Linked DNA regions of Mus musculus: region 1 is linked to region 2. Evidence: chromatin loops called from intact Hi-C (ENCODE). Cell type or tissue: heart. All regions are shown on one strand.

The links. Peaks named below come from ENCODE experiments on the same cell type or tissue, not always from the same donor. Only the 100,000 strongest peaks of a DNase experiment are listed, where the experiment ranks them.
Region 1: it touches region 2 in a loop (1.8-fold over the local background); 4 of 42 quality-filtered maps call a loop at or near these places.

Annotation. Positions count from the first base shown.
Region 1 is chr8:61,772,854-61,780,853 of GRCm38, reverse strand. All of the region lies in intron 2 of Palld (palladin, cytoskeletal associated protein), which reads left to right. Among named protein-coding and RNA genes, the nearest start is that of Gm51576, 91 kb to the right of the region's middle. In heart, no CTCF peak of the experiment used is centred here; no DNase peak of the experiment used is centred here.
Region 2 is chr8:61,830,028-61,838,027 of GRCm38, reverse strand. The region is part of intron 2 of Palld (palladin, cytoskeletal associated protein); the gene reads left to right. Among named protein-coding and RNA genes, the nearest start is that of Palld, 69 kb to the left of the region's middle. In heart, no CTCF peak of the experiment used is centred here; DNase peaks (open chromatin) are centred at 4,627, 5,827 and 6,967; H3K27ac peaks cover 262 bases.

The DNA of each region.
Region 1 (8,000 bases), 57 kb after region 2:
CCTGTGAGTAACAGGCAGTGTGATTTAATGTGGCTTGAGCCCACAGAGGCTTGCGTTTTCCTGTAATAAGAAGCCGGGCCTTGTGGAGATGATGGGAGATGATGCTGGTGTCTGCTCATCAGCTGATCTTTCAAAGCAATCTCTCAGGGATCCATGTACAAACGGGTTCAGGAGGGAAAGCCAATTTTGTCAGGTTTTTGGTCATGCAGATAAGATCACGTGTTAATGGCATCCTTTTAATCACAGGGCACAGGGAGACCTTTGTTGCCATAATACACAAGGCTGCATATGACCCCAGTTTTCAAAAATCTTGCTCATGCCCAGGTTTATCATCAAATCTGCCTCCTACATACGTATGTGGGGTGTTTAGTCCCTGGTTGGAACAACTGACTAGCTTAAAGAACCTCAGGGCCTAATCCTGTGTGCCAGGAACTCTAACTGGACTGTTGGTCCTCAGTGACCACGCCCTTGCTGGACTGGCCTGACCATCAGCAAACTGAGTAGATTTTTGTTTTTTCCTCTCTAAAGTCTGTGAAGTGACATTTGCCTCTGTGTCCTCAGAGTTGATGCAGTTAAAGGTCGTACTTTCTCCTAACAACCTCCACCAACAATCAAATCCACAGCCATCCATCCCACCATTTGGCTGTGACATCTAAGCTTGCAAGGTTCTGCTATAAATCACTCCCCACTCCCCTGAATTGATTGCCTGAGGTCTTCTGAGCTGAGTTCTAGCACACCTTGCCAGGCAGACAGACACCAGAGATCCTGTAGCTCAAATACAGAGTTGTAACACTCTGCCTTGTTGTTATCATGTGTTGAAATAACAATAAGACACTTAGATAAAACCCCTCAACACAAGATCCCATCGATGTTTCCATTTGACAGATGTACGTTTTACAAGACTTTCAGTTTGTGGATCACTGAAACAAAGGCCTTTGAAGTCTTAGTCCATGACCAAGCTATAGCAAATTCTAAGGGTCAAATTTAGGTCCTAGTGTCTGTCCATTTTGAGGTTCTAGTGTCTGAAATCTGAGCACCATTTTAACCCATGATGCCGCAGACAGACTGTTGTAGTTTTGGGTTAGTTTATGTAGCCTTCCCCAGTAAATCTTCAAGGTTGCTTGCTTCTTTCTGTTATTGCAAGCACTCATAGGCTATGATCTCTATGAATACAGTTAGACACACAAGTATGAATATATTCAACCTTTCTCCAACTTCCCCAAAGAGATCTAGTAAGACCTGAAGTGCTCTTGAAATCTGAGTTTATGCATGCCTTCATATTCAGAAATCATATTTCTGGTTCCCTCTCATTATAGAAATTATTGTCCATCATTTCCCTGGGATGATTTTCATGATCTATCTGTACCCAACACATGAATGGTGGTAATCCTGGTTTTAGAGAAGTCTCCACTTTTTCTCCCGATTTGAGGTTGACTTTCCAATAGCCATGACAGGCCTATGTCAATCAGGCCCCAACTCCACAGACGTACACTAATCAAAGCATTTCTTGGATACATTGTGGCCTAATGATTTTACCCAATGTATACCTGGGTATTATTCTTTGGGTCTGAAATCTTAATATACCTGTTCCCTCAAAATAAAGTAAATTCAATGAGCTCAATATGCACCTGCTTTCTAATACATCTCAACATGGCTACCCAGCCTAGAGAAACAGAGATGTATCACCAAGAATTGCCTTTAAAAACTCTGTCTCTGGTTTACTTGAGGCTTCTTGGGGACAGAGTGGAATGGTCCACATTTGTGCTGAGTAGAGTGAGCTTCCTGACAGTCTTCTATCACTCTGAAAGCAGACAACAACACAGAGAATCTTCCCTGGAAGAGGGTGAAGAAGGAAAACCAATCTTCCTTCAGGATCAGTGTCTAAGAAACTATAAAATTAAAAAAAAATCTCTCATGTGTCTCTTCACTGTGGTCAGACCTGTTGAGACTCTGTCCTAAGAAACCACCTTGCTCATGTGGTTCTGCTGAGTCCACCTCCCGGACACTTTGTCCTTCTTGTCTTCCTTTAGGAACAAGTAGAAAAAGTGAAAATATTCTGGGAGGTGGCATGAGAGAAAAACCTAAGTTTTGAATGTGATTCTTCAAAATGCACTTACCCATTTCCATATGTTAAAAGTAGAGGTCTTATTACCTTATAGGCAGCCATGTATTTAGGCTGGGCATGAGGCTGTATGGACAAAGAATGGTTAATATAGTAGTTAGGAAAGCTCTGGGCAATCTCAGATGTAGTAGCCACCCAAGTTTGGTGTTCCCAATGAATGGTGACAGAGGAATATTACGGAAGTGACTGTCCCAAATTAGGTACCATGCTTTTCATAGCCATGCTTCATCAGCAAACATAGACCATGAGTCTTTTCAGAGTCTCTCAGCTCAGCATACTGTCCCCAACCCTAATCATTGCCTATTAGCTTCATCTTTTCCTCCTCTTTTGGGCGTGTGTCAACACTCAGTAATCATGCTGCATCCTGTGTTCCAGATAACAATGCCAGAAATAGTCACAGGTTTTACGCATTGGCTGAAAGGGTGAGGTTGTAAAATACACATATTTCTATTTGAGGGGAAGGCAGTAGTGAGATGAGTCCTACCTCCTTTGGCTGCTGTGTGGAGTGAGCTCAGCACTACACTTCCAGATACAGGGTAATTAGAAATAATGAGTCGCTGGGATTACCCCAAGTTTTCTGAGGACCTGGAGTGTGCCCCAGTCATACTGGCTTTGAAGATGAGCATTCATAATGATAAAAGTAAGGGAAGTAGATTATACTAATTCATTGGTACATAGCCAAAGACAATCTTAAAAGATGGCAGTGATACCACATAAGTAGTATGTACACAATAAATAAATAATGATGGTAATAAATAATAATAGATACCACGCAGTCATGCCAACAACCGTGTTAAAAAAAATGAGTTGGAGAGCTCTACATGTATTCAACTGCCTTAACCTAACACTGTTATCCTTCTGGTTAGGAGCTAGGAATTCATTTAAAGACTGGAGAATTTGATCGATCTCTCTCTCCTCTCTCTCTCTCTTCTCTCTCTCCCCTCTCTCTCTCTTCTCTCTCTCCTCTCTCTCTCCTCTCTCCTCTCTCTCCTCTCTCTCCTCTCTCCTCTCTCTCCTCTCTCCTCTCTCCTCTCTCCTCTCTCCTCTCTCCTCTCTCCTCTCTCCTCTCTCCTCTCTCCTCTCTCCTCTCTCCTCTCTCCTCTCTCTTCCCTTCCCCTTCCCTCCCTCCATTCTCCTCTCCCTCCCTCCCTCTGTCTGATAAAGAAACGTAGTAAGTAAGGGTTATGATACACAACTCTGTCTCTACAGATGGCGCCTTAGCTCTCAAGAAGAATCTGGAGTCTCTTTACTGCTTGGCTTAGTTCCTGCCCTTTGCCTCTTCTTTTCGATCATATCAGTACACATTAGTCTTCTTTGGAATGTCTTAAAAGTTATGAACTGCACTGCTATTTTTTTAAAGATGCTGAGAACTATGTGGCTCATGTTTTGAAAATAATAATAATGCTGTATTAATGGGAGATCTGATGGCTATAACCATCCTGCCCTGGGAAAGGCCCAATTTGCTGCCTCTAGACGAAAGGGGGCAGGAGACCAGCCACCCTGACTGTGTTTTGCCAAAGATTTCCTCTTATCTGAAAATTGCTCATGTGTGTATCATCCATGTTTGAAATAAGTCTCTGTGCTTTGGAAAATCAGAAAGCAGTGATAAACAAATGGGTTTCTCATGGCAAGCTCCCGGGAAGCTTTGTGTACACTTTTACAAGTGTTTGTGAAATGGTCTCATGGCATCTTTGCGTTTGCACTGGAAGCTCCTGCTGCTGCCTATCCACAGACACAGATGCAGTTGTAGCCCTGTTCTGTGTATTTCTCACTCTTAATATTTTAAGAAACCACAGGAATAGAACTTAAAGCAAAGTAGAGAAGCCAAAGTGCCGTGACATGATAGCAATTCTAGTAACAAAGGCTTCTCTTGTTTCCAAACTGCGTGATCCTCCGTCACCCTCCAGATCAAACCCCGTTTGCTCTGTGTGGGAAAACGGAATGTCAGGGAGCCATCTGAACTGCCCATAACTGAACACAAGGGGAAAGGACAACAGCAGCCGCATTGGCAACAAGGCATTTAAAACACTCTGGGTTTTAGATTCCTCATATGTGAGGGGAGCAGAGCCAATAAGCACTGGTGCGTGGATGTGGCGGGGCTGATTGATTGGGAGCCCATGATTAAAGGAACAGAATAGGAACATGAACTGCTATCTATCAGGCTTGGCTCGGAGTCCTTGCAATGCATCTTTTGGATACTTCTGCAATAGTCTCCAGGGGAAGATGCTGGGCGTGGGGGGTTGGGGGAGGTTGCCGAGGGGACTTTTACAAAGCATTGCTTTAAAACATTCCTACCTATAAAGAGCAGAGAGGATGGAACTTATATTCGTACTTCAGGTTCACACACTCTCTGTCACAAACACTATATAAATAAATACATACTGGTTTTTGTCTTCCCCTAAAGCTACATGTGGCATATACCACAAAGGACTTGAGTATCGGGGAAAGGAAAATGATTTATCTTCATTATCGTCTCTCCACACATGCTTTTTGTAATCATGAAGACATTTCGCCTTACAACTTCACAAGGAAAATAACCAAGCTTGGGGGCTGAGAGCTGGGATCTGGCCCGAATCCATTTGGTGGCAAAAGGAATTCTTAAGTACTGACATTACATTTCAACAGGGCATGAAGAAGAGATTTACATTCCTTCTTGGATTAAGTTTTGCTTTTTATATTCAATCTCTTTCCATAATCAAAAGCACGTGTCCCACACCTTGCCAGCTCTGCCAATGGCAGACTGACAGATGGATCAGCATGGGGTAGTCCACAGGGCAGAGCTCTGAGACGTCTTGTGTCTAAAAGACCAGTTCACTGCACTGCCAGCCTGAGGAGGACTTGGGACTCTTCCTGTACTATCTTTGAGGTGTCAGTCACAAAAGCACGGAACGTCCACTCTTCTGAGTCCTACCAGTGACTCCCTTAGAAAAACACACGTGCAGAAACCTTCAGGTTTAAATAATCATTGCCTTGTGGTCAACACAGAAGAATCCACAGTCAATTTATGAGGTCTTTCACTTCATGTTATGGATGAAAAAGTTTGTTGCTAGCAGGAGAAAGCAATTTATGGTATGACTATTAAGGGAGAGACTCTCTCCCTATCCTCTCTGTCTTTCTCTTTCCTTCCCCCAGCCCCCCCCCCCCTTCCATCTTTATTCTTGGCTTTCATTTTCAAGACTGCTACAACATTTTTTTTATCTAATCCATACATATTCCTTGTGGCTTTGAGTTTAAACTGGGTTGTATTTCAAGAAGTCAACTTTAATTCTGTGACCAAAGAAGCCATACTCAGGGACTAGGGGAGGTAGCTCAATTGGTAGTTTGCTTGCCTGGCAAACATAAGGCTTTGGATTTGATCTTTAGTGCTGTATAAATTAGGAGTAACAGTGTGTGCCTATACTCTCAGCACTCAGAAACTGAAGGCAGAGGGATGAGACGTCTAAGGTCATCTATAGTTACATAGCAAGTCTGAAATCAGCTTGGACTACTTGAGATGCTGTCTAGCAAAATAGGACAAGAAACTGCCCTCAAAGATCCTACCTTCAGCCCATGCTCCCACTCCTGTCCTTTCCTCTGTCTTGATGGTTGCATGTATGTTCTCAGATAGCCACACCGTTTTTGTATTTCGGAAATTTTACACAATGGACTCTAAAATTTAAAACTATAAGAAAATTCATGCAGAAGAAGGTAGCTCACTGAGTTAAAAGACTGCTTTGTAGCTTTAAACCCTTAATTACAAAGGAGAAGTGAGCTGTGTCTCAGTTAAGGGCTGTGGCTTAGGGATGAGAACTCTATATAATTTTTTAGAAGGCTTCCCAGGTAATTCTTGAGACCCTAGGTTTTGGGTAACAACTTTCATGGGATTTTCAAAAATGGCCCAAGTTCTTCAGACCAAAGTGTTCTCCAAAGTGGGAACACTTACAGAAGCCCATTATAAGGTTGCTGTTACATACTGTATGTACAGTGTGGAGCCCATTATTACTAATTTCTCTCAGTAAATAACATCTTTCGTAATTATTACTTCTAGAAATAAGAAGCATCAGAAGCTGTGATTGTAATGTTTTCTCTGGCTGCTCCATTACCTGACTTTCTTCTGACTATCTGGTAAGGGACAGAGGAGGGAGGCTTAGATCGCATTTTGAAATCCCTGCTATTGCTTTGCACAGAAATCAGAATCAAGGTTCTATATTTTTCTTAAGGAAGAAGTAAACATAATACCGATGAGGCTGTGGGAGGGAAAGGATGGGAAGTTGTGTGGTGGGGTGGATCGTTCCAGTCCAAGAAACTCTTCTTGCTCTATTACCTGGTGATCTCAAGTAAGTGTAGTCAGTGCGTCAGTTTCCTTGTCCGTAGGATGGGGATCTTACTGGCTACAGATGGGACAAGTGAGTGAAATTCCATGTCAACAGGCTTTGGAAACAGTGAAGGACAGTGTGGTTCTTGGTACTTATTCAGACTCCATGCCACATCCCTGCAGACAGCCTGAGATCTTCAAGCACTTCTGCTCTGTGCCTGTTACTTCCTACTTTCAGGAGACTCTAAGGACAGAAACATTGGACACCGTCATTACCAGTTATTGTCTTTCCAAGGTCATGAGGTGTATTATTTTACAGATAATAAGACACTAAAACACATCAAAGTGTCTCGATTGTCTTTCAGCAAGCGTCAGACTTAGTCTCAGCTTAACCCTTTCAGTGTACAAAAACAATGGAGTATGGCAGGTCCAGTCATATTCAGATATTAGGAATAAATGTTAAATCCCTTCTAAATATAGTGCATGGCATGGGGGGTCAGCCTCATTCCATTCCAGTTTAAAGCTCTTGGATGACATCAGAGGTCAAAAATGCCACCTGTCACCTCTGCAATGCCCCAAGAATGAGTCTTATCTTCCAAAGAAAATACTAGCCACAATGAAATGTGTTTATTTATTCACGAGCTTCCTTTCCTGCTTAACCCATCACTTGTGCCATCTGATAGGTTGTTCTCAGTCCCACTGAGCATTAGTTTTTCAGATGGAGGTTTTCCCTCATCCATGGGCGGGTTTCCAGAAGGCAAGGCTAGTCACCCTTCAATTCAGTATCCAACAGATCTGAATGATCAGCATGCTATGTACAGCTTTTAAGGATATGGATGTCCACCCAAAGCATGTGGGCCTTTGTTTATGAGCATCTATAATGTGCCAGATATGTACAAAACACTGAGCCACAGATATAGACATAATCCTATCCACTTGGCCACCCATCAGCAAAGGGAGCGCATTACACAAAGAGACAAGGTGAAAAGTCGTTAGGTGAAGAATCATAGTCTAAAAAGGGAAGGAAACCATCCAAGGACACAGAGAAAGGACAGAGATTGAAGGATGAGTACACAGAGTTACAAAGGGCCTGAATAGGAAAGTGGTTGCTATGAATGAGCAGCTGAAAGAAGCCCAGCAGGCTGACGGGAAGGGAGCTGGAGGGGTAAGCAGAGGGCAAATCATACATGTCTTTCTTGTTTGATATTTCAGTGACTCTAACTCTTAATTTAATTGCAACTGGCAGCCACTTAGTCATTTTAGAGTGGGACATGACCTAATCCAGTCTGTACATTAAGATGCTGCTCTGGAGAAAACCAGTCAGGGGGCTTTTCTGCTGTCTGGGTTGGAAAATCTAGTGGCTTAGGGAGGGCCAGTATCATTGGAGATGGGATGAACTGTTCTTCATACTGGGTGGAGAATCTTTCATCAGAACCTCTGAAGATATCTGGATCCTAACAGCCCGAGGATGAGACTGGTGGAGAAGGAGTCGGGGTGTTAGTTAGAAAGAACAACTTGCAAGAACTGGGTCCACTACGAGTCTAGCCTTCTAGCCTCCTGAACCACCAGACCTAACTGTCACCA
Region 2 (8,000 bases):
TTGTTCAGACAGATTAGTCTTATTTTCCTGAATCTAATAAAGGTTTCTCCACACACTAAGCTGTTTGCTCAGTTGGATATCTTGGCTTGCTAAATGGGAAACCCAGCATTTGGAGAAGAATCCGTGTGGAAGTACCATGTATTATTTACGACAGCTATGGTTGGAACTATTGTTTATTCCCTCCATCCATAGCCCCCGTTACACCCTGTGTAGTGCCTGACATAGAGTTCACCATCACCAGGTCCATGGCCAGTGCAGAAATCACCATAGCCAGCAGAAGAAGCCAACTGGCTCATTTTTATGGCTATAGGAAACATCTGGCTATTGATCTTTGTGAAGCATTTGATGTATGAGAAACCGTTGTTATTAGGCCATTTCTTCTGCCATGGCTTGTTTGTGTGACTTTTTCTCTCCATTGAGAACATAATACTAAGACTTCTTTTTTCAACTTCTAATTGATTAAGAGAGCTAGCTAACTTTTCACTCTTCATTTCCCTGTTACGTTTCTTAATCTTCAGGCCGCCAATCTACGGCTGGTAGTAGGAGTCTGTCCATGTTGCAGTACTGATATTTTTCATCTGTTTCAATCTGGGGAAATCTGTAGAGCTACAAAATCATACCAAGAGACTCAGTGATCCAGGTCACACATTCCTCTGTCACTACAGATGGTCATGTCTATAGGTATGACCCTTACCTATAAATTTTTTATTTTTTTTTATTTTATTTTTATTTTTTATTTTTTTTTGGTTTTTCGAGACAGGGTTTTTCTGTATAGCCCTGGCTGTCCTGGAACTCACTTTGTAGACCAGGCTGGCCTCGAACTCAGAAATCCACCTGCCTCTGCCTCCCGAGTGCTGGGATTAAAGGCGTGCGCCACCACGCCCGGCCTAAATTTTTTAAAAGTAACAATATTATAAAGCTGTTGTAATGCTGACCCCCATAAGTACATTAAACTGTTTAAGGTTAAGTACATTCTTTTTTAATCATTTTATTTTTACATGCATGGATGTTTTGCATATATATATGTATATGTATATGTATATGTATATATATATATATATATATATATATATATATATATATATATATATATGCACATTACATGTGTGCCTAGTCCTCATGGAGACCAGAAGATCCTATCTGATCCCCTAGAACTAGAGTTACAAGTGATTCTGAGCTGTGCTGAGGTGCTAGGAGCCAAACCTGTGTCTTCTGGAAGAGCAGCCAGTTCCCATAACCACTGACTCATCTCTCCAGTCCACATAAGTAAACTGTAAAGGAGTTTTAATTAAGAAGCAAGTAATTTAAACATCCTCATACTTTCATATGCTAAGAAACCTTTCTCCGTTCTTGCTTTCATCCCTTTCCAGTAACAAACCTGACTTGAGAAAAGTAGCAGAATGTAATTGTTGGGCTCTGTCAATATGAGCCATCAGTTCTCTGGTGAAATGAAGAGCTTCGGTAGTCTTTAAAAGACAAACATAGCTCATTGCTCTACTAGTCGTCAGTATGATTTCAGTGGAGTAAAATGCATCTTACACAGAATGGGAGGAAATGCACCAAAGAGAAATAGCCTTTATAACATCAGAGTTTTGAGAAACTCTCCTATATTTCTATCCTTTTAATTACTTAATGAGAAGTAAGAGATTTATTATTTTAGTTTCTTCTACCGAGAGGCATTTAATGGAGTTTGAAATAAAAATATGGAATATAAATCTACCATTACTAAAGACGTCCTCTTCCCCCTCCCAGAAAAGTATGCTTGTCTATGATCTCCAAATGGTAGCAATAAGAGCTAAGGGGGTATATGCCAATGGTAGTTGGGAACACAGTACAGAATAAAAAGCTATAGAAAACAATGCTATCTGAAACAATCATGGATGACCAGAGACTCTTCAGTGGAAAAGGGAAGGATGCCTGGATTTGCCTACAGGGGGGGAGATGGGACCACTCTATTCAGACCTGAGGCCTGCTGGAGAAGTATGTTATCCTCTGGGCTTCTTCAAAAGCATCCTTGAGGCTATTCGTTTTAGAAATCTGGCTCTGAGTGTTTATTAGAAGTAAGGATCTTCAATTAGCACATCAATCATCCCTGCCTCTGCTTTGTCATAAAACTAAAAGCAAGAGGCTGAAGGAGCTGCCATAGTAGGACATGAACCAGATGTTCTGTTTCTGGATGGACTTCCCAAGTGTAACAGACTCAGAATAGAGATACAGTTCACTCCAAGGCAATTGCTTTAATCCCTCGTTATTCATCTATGTATTCGGTATCATGTGCAAGCTGGACACTTCATTCATGATTTATCTAAAAGGTTGCATTCAGGTGGCATAGTTGTTAAAAGATATGGATTCTGTTCTGCAGAGAGAGGCTCAGGTGCAAATGGTGTCACCTAAAAGTGTACTCTTCAGTTATTGTAAGTCTCCATTTCCCCTTTGTAAAATGTATCTAAGACAATCTAAAAGGATAACACTGTGGAACAGAGAAAAATTTTAACCTCTAAGCATATTTTTTATATTACATATATTTTTTAAAATTTTTGGCTACATTTAATTAAGAATGTGTTTGTGTATGTATGTATGTATATGTGTGTGTATATGTGTATGTGCATGTGTGTATGTATATGTATATATATATATATATATATATATATATATATATATATATATGTGTGTGTGTGTGTGTGTGTGTGTGTGTGTGTGTATGTGTAGAAAGAGTATGCATAGCAAAGCATGCATGTGAAGGTCAGGGGACAACTTAAGATAATCCATTCTCTCTTTCCATCCTTTGGGTCCCAGGGATCAGACTCAGGACATCATTGATTGGTAGGCAGCAAGTACTTTCACTCAATGAGCCTTCCCACCAGTCCTCTCAGCAAAGTTCTTAACACATGTTGTGTGTTTATAAATGGTACCATACTTCTAGTACCTTTACAAATAGGAAACAGGAGTTAAAGAAAAAAAAACTGATTTTTTTTCTTACAGTCACTTTTTTTTTCAAAAATGGAACTTTTGAGGTAAAATTTTGCATAAGTAAACAGAATACAGTATAGTATTTTTAAGTATGCAAATTAATACCTGAATATCCTGAACTAAAAATAGTAGGGACAGAGTTATGTTGCACTAAGCTTGACAACTTTCTAGTACCCATATGAAGGAAGAGCAAAACTGACTCCCACAAGGTGTCCTCTGACCTCCACACATATGCTGTGTGCACATGGAGGTGTACACACACACACACACACACACACACACACACACACACACCTACATGTAATCAAATAAATAAATAAAAGTTTTAAGAGCTATTTATTTCTAAAGCAAAAATACCCATTCCTTGTGCAAAGCTTAAGATCTTTATTCTGTCCTAGCTTATAAAGCATTCAGTTATATTTGTGAAAAAAATCATTGTTAGTATCATTTAATATTAACTTTAATATCCTCAAACTGACTTAACAATAAAATAAAAATGAATATGGGAAAGTACAGAAGTTTGTGTTAGCGAGAAAGACACAGGATGAAGTATCAAAACTTGAGGGCACCACCCAGATGCCTTCAGACCCATTGTATGCTGTGTATCCAACATTCCCTTGCATCTGAGTCATGCAGCCTAAAAGGAGTGAGGCCATTGTCTAAAGCTTCTGGCTCCATTTATTCTGAGTGCCTCCATGCACAGATTAGCCAGCAGACAAACTGGGGATCTGCAATCTCTCCCAAGAAGCATCTAAAACCACTGGCTCTGCACTCGGGTTTCCACTTGCTGTTTGTTTAATCTATGTTTGCCCTGTAGAGTTCCACATAACCAAGTAGGTTCCAATGAGTTGGAACCTATCCTATGGCAAAGGCCCCCACTGTTCTCCTAGCTGCTATGTGTCTCTTTAAGTATTACTTTGAACCCTAGCTGTTGTCTTTATCTCAATCTCAGCACGAAGAAGTAGACCAACTGAAGGAGGAAACCATTCAGAGCCTATTGCCCTTGTCTACTATCCCCTTTGGATACGTGGAATACATGGAAATTATCTTTCCTCATCCCACGGTGGTGGTGTAAAGGTTAGCAGGTTCATAAGGAAGCTGGGATAAATTCTTCAAGGACATCCATTAGGAGAGTCACTGCACTACACTGGCAGGCATTGATGGGTCCCTGAAAAAAGAAATGGGAGAGTCAGAACCCTGTGTCATGACCCAAAGAGAGTTTCTATCTTACATATGTTTGGGGAACAGAATCATATCACAAATCTAGGAGGCACTAGATAAAGTTAAATTGTAACTCAGTGTATCCTGGGACTGGGCTTGCACAAAAGAAGAAAGAACACAGGCCACAGCACATTTTGCCTATCAACTTTATGAACAGAGAGTGCAAGGGTGTGTGGACTGATTTCTGGGAGAGAGAGAGAAAGAAGCTAGGTTCAGTGATCTAACAAGCAGAATCTTCATAAACATGATCCACTTTCTAGTAAGATGCCCCATGTTCACTTTAATTCAGAAGCAACCTCCTTCAAGAACGAGAAGGTCCAGTCCCATGTAATTCTAAGAACCTATCATGCTGAGAGCGATGACCTTGCCTCCCCTCCCTCAGGGAGAACATGGTCAAGGCTGTGAGCCAGCACAGGGCAAGGAGACTCTCTACTAACCTCTTCCCTCCTGTCCACACATTTCCTGCCAGCAAGGAAGTGCGATAAGGGGGAAAGGTAAAGGGACAGAACAGTGTCCCAGTGGGCAGCTTTGCTTTCTCTGAGCTATGGCTTGCACTAACTCTGGGTCTCACTGAGTGCTTTTGTAGGTTCCCTGTAGTCTCACTCCTCAAGTACCCCTTAGCCTGGCAGAAACATTCTCATTTTGAGCCATGTAAGTGTCCTTTACCCCTGGCAGATCAGCTATTCACTGCTAGCCTCTCCTTTCTGTCTCACTCTCTTCTTAACCCATCCAGGGAGCCCTAGTGTATCTACCCTAACAGAATACATTTCCTACATTTACTGTTATATTCTCTGACCTCTCAGACTTCTGTCTTAGTTAACGTTTTACTGCCATGAACAGACAAGTCTTATAAGGACATTTCATTGGGGCTGGCTTACGGGTTCAGAGGTTCAGTCCAATATCATCAAGGTGGGAACATGGCAGCATCCAGGCAGGTATGGTGCAGGAGGATCTGAGAGTTCTATATCTTCATCTTAAGGCTGCAAGGAGAAGACTCACTTCCAGGCAGCTAGAGTGAGGGTCTTAAACTCATCCCCACAGTGATACACCTACTCCAACAAGGCCACACATCCTAATCGTTCCACTCCCTGAGCCAAGCATGTATAAATCATTACAACTTTCTTCTGGGATTTTCTGAAACAGACAGAACTCAGTCATCTTTATACTTCAGCTTTCTCAGGAACAAACTGGTTATTAGCCTTCTGTGTGTGCCAAATGCAAGGTCAAGTCCAGAACTCTATGCTTGTCCCTTCCTCCATCCCTAGGTTTGTAGCTAGGTGAGAGTACCCACTCTTCATTCCTTGCGCAGGAGATCCCTCCGGTAATGGGATACTAAGGGATTTGTTTTGCCAGCCTTTCTATCCTTTTTTGTTCTCTACCACTGTGTCCAGCCTGATTGAGAGTCCTAAAAGAGGTTTTTTTTTGGGGGGGGGGTGTGTTTTTTTAATCCTCTCATCTGTGGCTTTATTTCAAACCCACATGGCTGACTGGTACCTACCGTACTTGTGCTTCAGTTGACATAGAGGCCAGATAAGCACCTACTCTAGCATCCTGTTACATAAGTGAAAATGGAATTTCTTTGGAATGGTATCCATTGTCATTATGCCAGGACCTCATCATAATCAGCACTGCAAAGGAAATACCAGAGGAAGCAATAATGATCCGCCATTTGTTGTAAAGCCCGACCTAAGGTGTGTCTTTGTTCTATGTTTATATAATGGCAAGGTTCACTTTATAATGTAACTTTCCACATGGCAATTGAAATAGCAGACACAGAGGTTATTACAGGACTAGGGCGGAACATATGAACTACCCATATGGTTTTATGTGCTCTAAAATAGCATCTTACAGTTCTTATGTGGTGCTTAAAATCCCCCCTTTGACTCAAAGGGAATTGCAAAGTCTTTATCAAGAAATATTTTCCTGGGAAGAAAAGAGTAATGTGAAGAAAGCACCCTGGGACTTTTAAGCATACCAAGCCTTTCACACTATACTGCATTTTATTTTGTCTGCTAGGGCTCTTTGTTTCTGTAGTCTCCAAAGAGGAAAGCCTGTGTAATAGCTGATCAGTGCCATTAGCAAGAGTATAAGAAGGTGAACCTTAGTGTAGCTTTGCTGAAAGGGAAGCAGGCAGTCATTGAAAGTTGAGAGTATGTGATGTTGATCCCACCCTTCTGATAAATAATGCAGGAATTATTTGTTCTTACACTCAGCAAAGGACAGCTGCACCTGGACACTGGACTTCACCACCAGAAAAGAGAATTAAATCAAAAGACAAACACTGCTGAGCTATGTTAGGATAATGAGTTCAAATATACATATTTCAAATAGAAGAATCTCACTGCAGTGCTGACATAGGGACAATGGGGAATATGGAGTTTTGGAAATAAGGAGAAGTGTAAACCAGAGGTCTCACCCAACTCTCACTGAGACATGTTTGGGTCCATAAGGCATCTAAATGACTGTGTGTGTGTGTGTGTGTGTGTGTGTGTGTGTGTGTGGTCACTGTTTATTTCATAGGACTATTTAAAATGGTCCTGTTTAGTAAAATGCAGGGGTGTGATAACACAGGAGTAATTTCACAGCAACCATAGATTGTGGTGGGTTATGGTTTCAGCTTGTGAAACAAACTAGTTCAGTTATACTAAATAAAATGCATGACCTCTAAGAAAAGGCCCTCGAATCCTTTAAGGGCACTCGCTCTCCACAGTGACAGCCTTCACCTTACTCAATCCCTCAAGAATGAAGATGCTCATCCAGTAACCCTGCCAGCCAGGAAGGAAACAGACGCTGGGAAGTGTTAGGACTGAACACAGTGTTGACATTGCAATCCGAAACTACCCGGCAGCCTCTGGTATCAGGTTCACACATAATCTGAACCAGACAGATTTCTTTTGAAACATTGCTTAAAAGTGGCTTAAATTGGAACACGAATACTGCAAATAGCAGGAAAGTGATTATTCTCAGCAATCCACATGAATTAAAAAGCATTAAATCAAAGTGACTTGTGCTGCCTTCAAAAGGAGTGGCTGTTCCACGGTGCCTATTTCAGGAATCATATTATTGGGGAACCAGGTACGAAACTCATGAGTCTATTCATACCTATATTTGTCTACCTGTTCTTGTAAGCACTGTAGTAAGACTATGAGCTCTGTAGAAGGTAGATCCAACTGCACTGTCGTGGAGTTTTAACCTGTAAGTACATTTTTATAAAAATCTGGTTTTCATTTCGTTGGTTGGCTGGTTTGGTTTTTGCTATTTGGTAAGATAACCCTATGGTACTGGAAACAGGTGTATATTTATTCAGTTGGTCAGGCAAACGTTATATGCCCCAGTACAGGGGAATGCCAGGGCCAAAAAATGGGAATGGGTGGGTAGGGGAGTGGGGGGGGCACTTTTGGGATAGCATTGGAAATGTAATTTAAGAAAATACATAATAAAAAAAGAAAAAATAAAAGAAATGCATATACACAGATAATACTGCTATAAGGAGGATGTTGCTTATAAGTCATTGACTCTAAAAAGCAGGATGACCTAGAATAACGGGGTAGGCACTGTCTGTGGAAAATGGGAAAGGATTTGTCTTGAAGATGAAAATGTCTTAAGTGGATGCCACTATGCCCTGAAGCTGGGAAGATACCAGGCTTGTACAGCTCCAGCCAGAGGCCAGATCCTACAGACTCCTGCAAGCCCTCTCTGGATGGACCGAAGACCATGGAGACCCATGGAGTTACAGTAACAGACACTAAAATTGGGCCTCATTAAAATGTCTCCATGATTAAAGACAAATTGTAATACAACTAAGAAGT